Linked DNA regions of Homo sapiens: region 1 is linked to region 2. The links are chromatin contacts, found by Hi-C or POLR2A ChIA-PET in ENCODE. All regions are on one chromosome and are shown on one strand. The core of a region is the stretch at or near the end of the contact, and the rest is flanking DNA. Distances in the headings are between cores, read along the strand shown.

What was found. A loop is a pair of places that touch in the nucleus more often than their neighbours do. ChIA-PET counts read pairs that join two places held with the same protein, here RNA polymerase II (POLR2A).
Region 1: a loop to region 2 is called in a map of lower leg skin, with 23 times the contacts of the local background. The contact joins the promoter of C2orf92 here to the enhancer-like site in region 2. A Hi-C loop is called at or near these places in 1 of 168 maps with a recorded cell type or tissue (lower leg skin). POLR2A ChIA-PET finds 5 or more read pairs at or near these places in 1 of 52 experiments (CD8-positive, alpha-beta T cell).

The regions. Positions count from the first base shown.
Region 1 is chr2:97,668,357-97,675,072 of GRCh38, reverse strand. C2orf92 (chromosome 2 open reading frame 92) reads right to left here and starts at 5,360. Exons shown (of 8, transcript NM_001351368.2): 1 at 5,239-5,360; 2 at 516-617. The coding sequence starts at 5,284.
Region 2 is chr2:96,238,961-96,245,752 of GRCh38, reverse strand. STARD7-AS1 (STARD7 antisense RNA 1) reads right to left here. Exons shown (of 4, transcript NR_046322.1): 3 at 5,065-6,040; 4 at 3,130-3,876. Among named protein-coding and RNA genes, the nearest start is that of TMEM127, 24 kb to the left of the region's middle. RefSeq lists enhancers at 3,590-3,639, 3,660-3,919. Within about 2 kb of position 3,717, at least 19 of the 41 ENCODE cell types and tissues checked have a DNase peak (open chromatin) inside an H3K27ac peak, as active enhancers do; they include CD8-positive, alpha-beta T cell, where a contact is called at or near this core.

The DNA.
Region 1 (6,716 bases), core at 4,111-6,610, 1.4 Mb before region 2:
CAGTGCTGGAAGAGAAATCAGCTCTGCTTCTCTGGGCAAATATTTTACAGAGGATGAGGTGGAATGATGGCAGAGGTGACAGGGAGGGACGCAGGAAGACATTACTCTCCCAAGCCGGTGACTTGGGCACTCCTGGGCAGTGACCTATAAAGCGCTGGTGAACAGAAAGTGATTACACTTCTCATAGCTCCTGTTACAAGGAACAGTGAACCCCACTTGCAAACCGGGTTTCTGTCCTCTGCACAGCCTCCAGAGTGGCAGAACATGCCTGACACTGCACGTCAGGGATCACCCCAAAATACAGGGATATTCACACTGAAGCCTATAGACTCCCATATTGGGAGGAAGACTGTAGAGGGGATTTCAGAGAGTTCTTCACATCTCAGTTTGGCTTTGCACCCCCTCCACCACAGTAGTTAATTTAAGGAATGCTAAAATGCTAGCATCGCATATTTGAGATAACACAGAGGTCTGTAGAGGTATGTACACATGTCAGGTTAACGACATATACTTGCTTTTTTGTGTGTCTCTCTTTGTAATGGATCTGACTGCTGTTCTTGTTTCATCAAATGATGGGTCATACGGAACCTTGGAAAACACTTGGAGCACAATTTCATCTCCAGTGAAGCAAACAAAGGCATGTTAATATCAGCAATATTTTGCTAAGTACCTAAAGCAGACTATGAATACAATGAATGCATGACACAAACTCAATGGATATTGGACATCATGCTGTAAATGCCTTGTCTTTGGGAAGGAAACTCCAACTACCTAAATCATTTCCAGAACATTTTAATGGCATGAGACATTTGGGGCAGCAAACACCGCCCACTAAAGATATATGACCCCAAATCTCATGATACTCAGTGCCATAATTCTCCTTCTTCTTCCTCTTGTCATTCTGCCACACAAGCACTGGGGAGGCCCCCAATGATATCAGAGAAGCGGGCCTTTCCCGACCTCCTGCGCCAAAGCCACAGTGGCCTCCCCCAGATTGCTATGACAGAAGGAAAATAAACCACTCTTTGTTTAAGCCACTATACGTCAGGTTTTCAGGAAATTGCAGCCAGGTGCATTCTTAACCGGTACAGCAACTATGGCAACACACGGACTGCCCTCACCGGGATGATCTTGACCACTCAGTTTTATGACCCATTATTGTACAGAGGAACCAAGCCCACCCTCCTAAAGATCATAATGCTCCTGGAGACTGGCCTAGAGTAGAAGACTTCAGATCATTCACACAAGCTTTCACCCAGCCTTATCTCTGCACAGAAACAGTATGAGGTGCTGGGGGTTCAGAGAGGAAGGTGACCTGGTGTGTGGTGTGCCTCCCCGAGCCATCTAGATAGCGGGAGAGGCAGAAGTATATACAGATACAACCAGACATGACACAGCCACACAGAGCTACAAAGCAAGGGCCAGGGAAGACAGGAGGGGAAGAGCTCGGCCTGCTGGGGAAGAAGTGGGCCCTGCTGGTAAGGGTGGGTTCTGGATTCAGTTGACCACAGTATTTATTGAGACCCAAGGTCACTCCTGTTCACCGACATTCGATGTCTCTGTCAACTTCCTTCACCAACAATCTGGCGCTCATGATCTCACTCCAGCCCTGGTAGGCCAGTGTGTGACATGCAAGACACCTGGAAACAGCATCTAGGAAACACTAGCTCATGAGCTACAAGCATCATGAAAAGCCCTTGAAGCAGTCATTGAAGGGGTGCTGCAGACCAGCCATAGCCCACACCAAGATCACACATGACTCACACACTCCACCCCACGCTTCGTGCCACTGAAGAAGGATGTGGAGCAAGGAGCCCAACCCCAGCACTTCCTGGGATGTGACTGCCTGGGACCCGACAGACACAAAGGGGAAAGCTGTCCTCAGAGAGTTTTGAAGCTTGTGTAAAAATGTTCTATATGAAAATTGTACCCACAAAAACAGGGGTAGGAGCCATGGGGGCAGAAACAAAGCAGAATAGATTCTATAAGCTCGGAAATCTCTTTGTTTATAAAGCTGTTGCTAATTCACAAGGGTTACATTTTTGAAATATATTAAGTTCTCCTTCCCTTTTAAGTTCTCAGGTTTCTGGCTTCCCTGGGAAGAAGCAGTTTTACTTTCCCTTCCAGGCTTTCCTTGCTAAGTCACAGAAAACAGTCCTCACAAAGCCCACTCATCCTGCATTCTCAGTGCATTTCCAGGGCTGTTGGTCCTCGGTGGTTTCCACTCGCTTGATGTAACAGGAGCTCACCACAGAGACACCAGAAAATGAACCATCGGGGTCACCAGGACAATGAGGAGCTGCTCTCACCACCTGTCCTTGATGACCATGCTGACCTACGAGTCCCTGGAAATGCTGCCCAGAGGGAACTGCAGAGTTGAGCCGTGGCCTCCAGTGCCAAGGCCCACCTGGTGTGAGCTGGGCTGGTCAGTGGACTCTTGAGGGGTGATGGGAGCTTCCCAAACCCCCAACCAGACTCCCATCTTCAGATGCAATCACTCCCCTCCTACACATATGGGGCCGAATTCAGAGACACTGGGGTCACCTGCAAGGCCGAGAACAAGGCTTCTGCCTCCTAGACAGCAGGTGCTGAGGGCACAGCTAGGGGGACTGCGAGTGCTACCTGCATCTGCTCATGCATCCCCTCCTGGTCACCTGCCAGGCAGTTGTCTATGCAGACTGCCCGAGGCCTCTGTGATGGCTCCCGTGGGGAGGAGCAAGCCCAGCGCTCCTGACACGGACAGCTGCCGGAACGGAATAGAGGCCCATCGGGTGTCGAGAGATCTGCTCCCTTGCAAGCAGGAATGAACAGGCATCGCTCTGTGATCCAAATGCCTCCTAACCCGGGGGGAAGCATCAGCGCCACTCTCCCAGTTGCTCCTTCTCACACCTAAGGTGACCCTCAACCTTCACTCCTGATGCACAGCCCAGGCACCCTCAGGAGAGACTTCACTGGCCTTTGGACAGCTTCCTTCAGCAGACAGCTGTGGTTCAGAACCCTTTTCTCCGTCTCAGCTCTCTGCTAAAGACTTCCCTGGGCCTTAGTTTTTCTCACATGTTCAGTGGAAGGTTCAGAGTGGAGACCAATGAGTCTCAGCCTAGTGTCCCCTGGAGGGTTAGAAAACTACAAATGTGAAGGTCTATCCCCACACCCCAAAATCTGATGTGGGGTGTGTGTGGAATGTCTCAATTGTTAAAAAGAGGATTGCCCCAGGGGTTTTCATGCTCAGTTAGGGCTGAGAACCCCTGGAGGAGGTTCAGCTCGGCTTTGGGGCCTCAGAGCAGAAACTGGCGAGGCAGGTGTGTCACAGCTAGTGTGAGGTGGCATCTGACGCCGCAGTCCCACATGGCCCTGCTCTGCTCCACTGATGCTCAGTAGGGTCCTTTTGAGGTGTTTATCATCTGTTTTGCTTAATTTCCTGAGACTGTGACACGTAGACAGATTCTAGCCTCAAGGAAGAGCACCTGCCTTCCCTTCACAGCAGCGGGAACAGGTTACCTGGGAGACAATGAGGACCATGCACGCAACTCTTCAAATCCAGCCTGAGGTTCCACAGGGAGTGGGGTAACTCACCAAAGATTTTAGCCAAACCTTCATCAGGATTTTTTGAATTTGAGGAAAATTCAGGCCAGGTGCCGTGGCTCACGTCTTTAATCCCAGCACTCGGGGAGGCTGAGGTGGGAGGATCACTTGAGGTCAGGAGTTCGAGGCCAGCCTGGGAAACATAGGGAGACCCCCGACTCTACAAAAAATAAAAATTAATTACCTGGGCGTGGTGGTGTGCACCTGTGGTCCCAGCTACTCAGGAAGCTGAGGCAGGAGGATCCATTGAGGTCAGGAGTTCATGACCAGCCTGGCCAACATGATGAAATCCCATCTCTACTAAAAATTATATTTTAGTAATTACTAATTTACTAGTAACTTACTAATTTAGTAATTTATTAGTTTAGTAAATTAGCCAGGCGTGGTGGCACACGCCTGTAATCCCAGCAACTTGGGAGGCTGAGGCAGGATAATCACTTGAACCTGGGAAGCAGATGTTGCAGTGAGCCAAGATAGCGCCACTGCACTCCAGCCTGGGTGAGAGAGCGACACTCCATCTCAAAAAATTAAAAAATTAAAAATTAAATAAAATTAGATAGTGATGCTTCACAACTCTATGAGTATACTAAAAACCACTGAATTATATACTTTGTAAAGGGTAAATTTGGCCAGACATAGTGGTTCATGCCTGTAATTCCAGCACTTTGGGAGGCCAAGGTAGGAGGATCACTTGAGCCCAGGAGTTTGAGACCAGCCTGGGCAACATAGTGAGATCCCTATTTCTACAGAAATTTAAAAAATTAGCTGGGTGTGGTGGTACATGCCTGTGGTCCCAGCTACCTGGAAGGCTGAAGGGAGGATCCTTGGGCCTGGAATGTTGAGGCTGCAATTAGCTGTGATTATGCCACCGCACTCCAGCTCTGGGTGACAGAGGGAGAACCTATCTCAAAAATAATAACAATAAATAGAAAAATAAAATAAAGGGTGAATTTTATTATATATTATATCCTATAAAGTTATTACTAATTTTTTTTTTTTGAGACAGGATCCCACTCTGTTGCCCAAGCTTGAGTGCAGTGGTGTGATCACGGCTTACTGCAGCCTCGACTTTTTGGGCTCAAGTGATCATCCCACCTCAGCCTCCCTAGTAGCTGGGACCACACGCACGCATCACCATGCATGGCTAATTTTAAAATTTTTTATACAGACAGGCTCTCATGATGTTGCCTAGGCCTGTCACAAACTCCTGAGCTCAAGGAATCCTCCTGCCTTGGCCTCCTAAAGTGCTGGAGTTACAAGAGTGAGCCACTGTACCCGGCCTAACCCTGTTATTTTTTAAATAGTGCATATATATAGATAAAATCAGGAGGGTTAGTTAGCATATGGTGGTTCTTTATACTAATCTTTCTACTTTTGCATATGTTTGGAAATGCTTACAGTGAAAAGTTAAAATACGCATGTATGCCACCCTCCTATAGAGCTCTGAATTTTGAGAAAGCTTCAAAGTTAGGAAAATGTTTTCAGTTACTCCCTTCCCCCAAGTAATAAACCCTGAATGGCAGATTTGGGGAGGTATAGAAGGTAGAGTAGGTAAAGCATCTGTGTTCCCCACACTGTGGGAGGGAACGCCCTCCTCTGCCCCACTTAGGCTTGAAGTGAGGCCCATGTTTCTCTCCAGCTGCCACAGCAATATACCTTGGATCCAGCAGAGAACAAAGAAGAGGGCCATGGCTCTGCTCATCTTTGCCTTAGTCCATAAACCATCATGGAGAAGCCAGTCTTCTGATGGCCCTTCAGATTCAGCAGCTGTGGACTCCAGGGTACCACGGAACCTAACGGTCTATGAAGTCATACACGGAAGTGAGGTGGAGCCTGCTCAACCATGAGAAGGGGAAGGGCCTGTGTCTGTGGACAGTGACGGGGGCTATGCTGGTGGCCCTGAAGTGACTGCCTCTCTGCTCACTTCCCTCGGCTCCCTGGTGCCTTCCTCCATCCTGCATGTCCTGAGGGCAACAGGATATTAACCAGGACTCTGAAGTCACAAGTGATAAAACTTCAACTAAATTGGCTGAAGCGAATTGGAAGTAGCTAGAATAGCCAGAAAAATCCTATGATCAATCAAGACATCACAGCCGGGCGCAGAGGCTCACACCTGTAATCCCAGCACTTTGGAAGGCTGAGGCAGGCGGATCACCTGAGGTCAGGAGTTCCAGACCAGCCTGGCCAACATGGTGAAAGCCCGTCTCACTAACAAAGTGTTGCTGCTTATTATATTAGGTAAAATTATAACACCAAAAATAGCATAGACCAATTGATACGCCCATTTTGTTACTCACGTGTCACTATTTCCCTCTATTACATTTTATAAGTATTAAACTGTTTTCAAAGGAAAAATCTATTATAGTACCTTGTACTACACTTTTTTCTAGTTTTTTCTCCATGTTCATTTTGTAATGGGTCCCACAAATTATGTAGCCAGCCCTGCCCTTGAGCCTTCATGTTCTTACAGTGTCTGTTCCATGGCTGAGATGGCAGATATCTTTTAGGGGTAAAAACTTGCACAAAGAGTTATATAGGGCCGGGCACGGTGGCTCACACCTGTAATCCCAGCAATCTGGGAGGCCAAGGCAGGCAGATCACTTGGGGTCAGGAGTTCAAGACCAGCCTGACCAACATGGTGAAACCCCATCTCTACTAAAAATACAAAAATTAGCCAGGTGTGGTGGCGAGTACCCATAGTCCCAGCTACTTGGGAAGCTGAGGCAGGAGAATCACTTGCACCTGGGAGGTGGAAGCTGCAGTAAGCCAAGATCACACCACTACACTTCAGCCTGAGCAACCGGGCGAGACTCTGTCTCAAAAAAGAAAAAAGAAAATAATCTGCATAGAAGTGGACCCGCACAGTTCAACCCTGTGTTGTGTAGATGCTGACTGAATCGTCTCCCAGTTCTGGAGGCTGGAGGTCTGAGATCAAGACGTCAGCAGGGCTGGTTCTTTCTGAGGCTGTGAGGGAAGTCTCTGTTCCAGGACGTGGGCTCAGATGGCCATCTTCTCCTTGGGCTTGCAAGACATCTTCCCTCCATACACACCTGAGTCCACATTTCCTCTTCTAAGAACACAGGATCATATCGGATTAGGGCCTGCCCTAATGACTTCATTTTAACTTGATTTCC
Region 2 (6,792 bases), core at 2,468-4,967:
GCTGATGGATGAGGATCCCCTGCGTTAGGGAGGCAGCCTGCTTTACTTGCTCCACCAACATAAATGCCAGTCCTACCCCACGCCCTCACAGATGGACCCAGAGTAATGTTCAAGCTGATATCTGGGCACCCCATGGTCCAGTCCAACTGACACATAAAATTAATCATCACAGATGCCTTCTTCAGCACATGCTCGATATCTAACAAATATCTCTACGGTGAGATTTTCCCCCCAACCTTGGGCCCACTTAAGAAAGATGTTGAACTGGGCGCGAGGGCTCACGCCTGTAATTCCAGCACTTTGGGAAGCTGAGGTGGGTGGATCACTTGAGGTCAGGAGTTTGAGACCAGCCTGGCCAACAAGGTGAAACCCCGTCTCCATTAAAAATACAAAAATTAGCCGGGCGTGGTGGTGGGCGCCTGTAATCCCAGCTACTTGAGAGGCTGAGGCAGGAGAATTACTTGAACCTGGGAGGCAGAGGTTGCAGTGAGCCAAGATCATGCCACTGCACTCCAGTCTAGGTGACGGAGCAAGCCTCCGTCTCCAAAAAAAAAAAAAAAAAAAAAAAAAAAAGAAAGATATTGAGAAATTGGAGAGGGTCCAGGCAAGCATTCTGAGTGGATGAAAGGTTAAAAGTTCTAGAGAAAAGGATGTAATAGCAATCTTAAATGTGTGAGGAGATAATTATTTATTTGCTCAAATGTGTGACTTAAAAAGGCACGCCTTCTCTATAGGACTGTTTCCTTATATGTAAATGAGGGGCTGAACTGGGTGACTTTACAGTCCTGCCAGCCATAAAGATCCATGACTTCCTGAGAGGGGGCTGCCACGCTCTGTATCCACTGTGGGAGATGAAGAAGGACTGAGGAACTGAGCAGTTTAGCTGTAGCCTGTAGTACCAGCTACACAGGAGGCTGAGGCAGGAGGACCACTGGAACCCAAGAGTCTTGAGGCTGCAGTGCACTATGATCATACCTATGAATAGCCACTGCACTCCAGCCTGGGCAGCACCACCAGACCGCATCTTTCTTTCCTTTCTTTTTTTTCTTCTTTTGATGGAGTTTCGCTCGTCACCCAGGCTGGAGTGCAATGGGGTGATCTTTGCTCACTGCAACCTCCATCTCCCAGGTTCAAGTGATTCTCCTGCCTCAGCCTCCCAAGTAGCTGGGATTACAGGCATGTGCCACCATGCCCACCTAATTTTTGTATTATTAGTAGAGACAGGATTTCTCCATGTTGGCCAGGCTGGTCTCAAACTCCCAACCTCAGGTGATCTGCCCACTTCGGCCTCCCAAAGTGCTGGGATTACAGGTGTGAGCCACTGCTCCTGGCCTCTATTTATTTACTTACGTGAGTTTTTTTTTTTCCAATAGGTTTTTGGGGAACAGGTGGTGTTTGGTTATAGGAATAGGTCGTTTAGTGGTGATTTCTGAGATTTTGGTGCACCTACCACCTATGCAGTGCACACTGTACCCAATGTGTAGTCTTTTATCCTTCACCCCCTTCCCACCCTTTACCCTGAGTCCCTAAAGTCCATTGTACTCATCTCTATTAAAAAAAAAAGAAAAAAAGGCCAGGTGCAGTGGGCAGATCACTTGAGGTCAGGAGTTCACGATCAGCCTGGCCAAAATGCTGAAACCCCATCTCTACTTAAAAAAAAAAAATTAGCCAGGCATGGTGGTGTCTCGGCTGTAGTCTCAGCTACTCAGCAGGCTGAGGCAGGAGGATCACTGGAACCCAGGAGGCAGAAGTGGCAGTGAGCCAAAATTGAGCCACTGCCCTCCAGGCTGGGTGACAGAGCGAGACTCCATCTCAAAACAAAAACAAAAACAAAACAAAACGAACAACAACAGCAGCAAAAAAAGGCCAGGTTCAGTGGCTCACACCTGTAATCCCAGCACTTTCGGAGGCCGAGGTGGGCAGATCACTTGAGGTCAGGAGTTCGAGACCAGCCTAGCCGACATGGTGAAACTCCGGCTCTACTAAAAATACAAAAATTAGCTGGGTGTGGTGGCTTGCTCCTGTAGTACCAGCTACTCGGGAAGTTGAGGCAGGAGAATCACTTGAACCTGGGAGGCAGAGGTTGCAGTGAGCCAAGATTGCACCACTGCACTCCAGCCTGGGGGACCAGCCAGACCTTGTCTAAAAAAAAAAAAAAGGAAAGAAATAAATTCTTTTCCCATCTTTCTTTCTTTATTCTTATTTTTTGAGACAGCGTCTTCATCTGTTGCCCAAGGTAGAGTGCAGTGGCACAATCGCAGCTCATTGCAGCCTCTATCTCCTTAGGTTTAAGCAATCCTCACACTTCAGCCTCCAGGTTGCTGGGACTACAGGTGTGCAACACCACACCTGACTGATTTTTTTTTTTTCTTTTCTGTATTTTGTAGAGATGTGGTTTTGCCATGTTGCCCAGGCTGCTCTCAAACTCCTGGGCTCAAGCAATCTACACACCTCAACTTCCCAAAGTGCTGGGATTACCACCACACTTGGCCCTTTTCTCATTTCTAAAGTGGGTTGTCTTTTATTGTTGAGTTTTAAGAGCTTTTGTTTGTTTTTGCCATCCTGTGCCACTCTGTTGCACAGGATGGAGTGCCGTGGAGCCATCTGGGCTCACTGAAACCTCCAACTCCTGGGTTCAAGTGGTTCTTCTGCCTCAGTCTTGAGTGAGCCACTACGCCCGCCTAATTTTTGTATTTTTAGAGAGATAGAGTTTCACCGTGTTGGCCAGGCTGGTCTCAAACTCCTGACCTCAGGTGATCCGCCTGCCTCGGCCTCCCAAAGAGCTGGGATTATAGGCATGAGCCACCATGCCCGGCTGAGTTTTAAGAGTTTTTATATATTCTAGATACCAGCCCCTTATCAAGTGGCACAGAGCAACTATGGCAGAGGGCCTACAGAGATTAAGTTTGTGCCCCATAGATATACACTAAAACATTTTGGAGAAATGGAAAAATATGGATTGATACTTTCCATTGCAACAGAATTCTTTTAAAAGACAAAAGAACCTTAGATATCCTCACCAAATTTCAGGATGAAGAACACAGATATTGGAAATTCTTGCTCTAATCTTACCTAAGGGTGTATTAGTCAGTGCTGTTTTAGTTGCAAAAACTAAAAACTCAACTCAAATTAGTCATGGAAGAAAGGAATTTATTGGCTGAGCAGCGGAGAAGTTAAATCCTGAGGTGAATTTGGGGCTCCCAAGATGTCTGGGCCTCCTCACTCCCCCTCTTCCAGCTCCACCCCTGATCACTGGCATCATTTCCTGGCCAGGCCCTTCTCTAGCCTTCAGTGTGGCAAGAGAGCAGTTTCATTTCCGGCTATCTCAGAGCACTGCATTCAACAGAAAACAAAGCAAGCCCTTTCCTTGGAGTTTACAAATGACTCAGGATTCACTCTGATTTGACCAAGAGTCAGAACCCTAATTGGCCAAGCCTGAAGTCACTTGTCTACCCCTGATACTGGGAATAGAATGCATGGATGAGAGGGAGGTGGGTGGTTCCATGAAAAGGAAATTCAAGCACTTTTCCTAAAAGAAGGGGGAATGGATGCTGAAACAACACGTCTCCCACAAAGGGAGCAGACACTGGGCTTGTGAAGCTGCCCCATACCTTCCCCACAGAACTGGGTTTCCCTCCTTGGTGCCCCTGACGGAGCCTTGTCTTCACCCTCCATTATGTATTCATCATGTGGCATCGTCACTGTTTCCTCCTCTGTCTCCAGAGTGTCTTCTCTTAGTTCTCAGCTAGTAAGAGAAGGAGGCTGGGCATGGTGGCTCATGCCTGTAATCCCAGCACTTTGGAAGGCCAAAGTGGAAGGATTGCTTGAAGCCAGGAGTTTGAGACCAGCCTGGGCAACAAAGTAAGACTCCCGTCTCTACAAAAAAGAAAAAAAAAGTTAGCTGGGCATGGTCATGTGCACCTGTGGTCCCAGCTACTTGGGAGGCAGAGGCAGGAAGACTGCTTGAGCCCAGGAGTTTAAGGCTGCAGCGAGCTATGATTGCACCACTGCACTCCAGCCTGGGTGACAGAGTGAGACCTCATCTATAAAATTTTTTTTTAAATGCAGGGGTGAAGGAAATAAGGAGGTAATTACTGAAAGAATGAAAGGTCATGCTAGAAATATACCATAAAATGCAATGGGGACTCAAAGAAGGGCAAGATTAAAGGGGACAGGAAATCTATTCTGGGGTGTCTTTGAGGGCCCTGAGAAATAAAACAAAGGAGTGGCAACAGGAACCAAAATATCCTCTTAATTACTGCTAGAGGGCTGGGCTGGAGGACACAGCTTTAGACCTGTGAACTAAGTGAGCTGCTAATGCAAATCCCACTAGGAGGCAGGCTCACCCGCCCAGCCATGGTAGCCCTCAACCAGAGAAAGCCTCCTTTAGTCCTGCAGGAGTGCAGCCCCCTCAGCGAGAGCAGTGGGATTTTATACCCTGCATGCAGCTCACCCCCAAGGTGATGGAGGGGCCCACTGGCCTACACAGGACCAGTTTCCCCTCCCCACCTACCTATCCAAGCAGTCATCTTTTATTTTCCCTGGGGCAAAGTAATAGAGGGGTGGAGAGAAGGCAGGAATGTTACCCTAGTGGAACTCCCTGAACAGGGGAGGAAACTGGTAAGGTTTCCAAAAGCTCATGGAGACAGTGGCATTTAAGATGGGCCTCTCTTAAGGTCCTGAGCAGGAGGAAATGCAGAGACTCTGGGCCAACACTCCTAGATGTGGCTTCTGGTCACCCCCACTGTCAAGGTGGCTCCACTCTTGCCCCATGGCTCTCTGTAATAACTGCCCTCTTGCCTTGCCTGCTGGCCTGGGTTGCTATGGTGCAGTAACTCTACAGCTTGGTACTTGGGTCTCGACTTGTTCATACATGTTGGTGCATCTCTGTGCCCTAAGATTCTCTTCCAGCTATAGCTGGCTCTGTTTCTCTGCACCTGCCACACTGCAATGAGCAGATCTATTTCCAGGTCTGGCAGCCCCTGCTGCTGGGCTCCTTCCCATAGTGGTAAACTGGGCCAGGCTGAAGAGATGATATTAACCTAAACTGAGCCAGATACTCACCAACTGCAGGGAAGGAAGGAAGCAGGAGTGTGTGCTTCACTTTGCTTCCTAGGCTCCAGACCCCCAACTGCCCGCTGGGAAAACAAGGGCAGCTCTTGCCCACATGAAGCAGGGAGCCTCGCTCCTGAGGCAGGGCGCTGGTGGAGGCTGCCTGAATGTGTGTTCTCACTGGCGACTTGGATCTGGTCCTGAGAAGAGTTGACCCGAGATGTCTTTGGCCTTGCAATTCCACATACAGCCCCCTCCTTGATGACAAAAACAGATGCTTCCATGAGGAGTTTTTGAATTCGGAAGAAATTACCTGCTACGAGGAACAGTCTCACATACTGAGGAGTAAGAGGACGAATATTGTAAACACTTTTCATTCTGAATAATAGACTAATAGAGCTTTGGATTGTCCATGTATTCTGAAGGGAAGAAAAGGCACTTATTTGCTGCCTTTTGGCATGATAGTCAAAGCCCAGGGGTTGCATCAGACTCAAACAGCTTGCTCTCCAAGTCCTGAGGGGAAAGGGACCAAGGCATAGACATGAGAGCTAACAACAACCAACTTCAAGCAGGCCCACTTAACCCTCTGCACAATGCCTGCCCTCCGCTGTAATGAGAAATGATTTCCACACATGCTGCTGCTAAGATAATAAGAGTGCTTCCGAACTCTCTGCCAGAGCCCAGACTAGAAGACATGATCTGTAGCTTGGGATCTGAAACCTGCAGGCCATGAGGAAGGACACACAGAGGGCAAGGGCGTCAGCTAAGGGACAGCGGCGAGGGATGGCTGCAGAGGGGGTGTGCAGAGCTCCAGCACCGTGCAGGTGGAGAGAGTCCGTGCTCTAACTCCCAACACTGGTTATCCGCACCAGGATACTCTGTTGAGTTCCATGACAGAATCTGTTTCAGGGCGGGCTCCCTGGAGGCTGACTTTGAGATGGAGATTCCCATGCAGGGAGTGTACTGGGGCTGCTCTCAGGTTCAGCACCTACAGAAGGGAAGGAAGCAGACTTGCTCACAGGGAGAAGCTGGGCTGCAAGGCAGTCTCGACACACCCCTCAGCTGAACCCATGGAAGGTGTTGAAGCATTAGAAAAGTCTCATGGCCGTCCCAGCTTCAGATGCCCCCAGCCCCCACTGAGCTGAGGGGCCAGACCTTTGTACCCCAGCTTCAGCCAGTCACTGGGTACACACTGTCCCCAGAGGGGTGGTGGGACATTGGGTGGGGAAGCTGTCTTCACTTGGGGGCAATTCCTGAGGAGGGCTGTGAGCCAGCAATCCTCCCAGCAGCTGGGGCAGAGCCTGTCTTGAGGGGGATTTGGATTGTTTATCAGGGCGTCCACAGCCTCTTGTGCCACTCAGATCCACTCCTCTGGGTAAGTTCTGGGAGCAGCTCGTCTTTCTCTGGAACAAACTAATGGTTCATCAGATGACCACAGCCCCCACCACTGCAGCTGTTCTTGAGGTCTCACCGATACTCCCCATCTCCCTCTTCTATCCATTTTATCTTTATTTATTTATTTAGAGACTTGTTCTGTTGCCCAGGCTGGAGTGCAGTGGTGTGATCACAGCTCACTGCAGCCTCCACTTCCCAAGCTCAAGTGATCCTCCTGCTTCAGCCACCTGAGTAGCTGGAACTACAGGTGTGTGCCACTACACCCAACTAATTAATTTTTTTTAAGAGATGAGGTCTCACTATGTTGCCCAGGCTGATGTTGAATTTCTGAGCTTGAGTGATCCT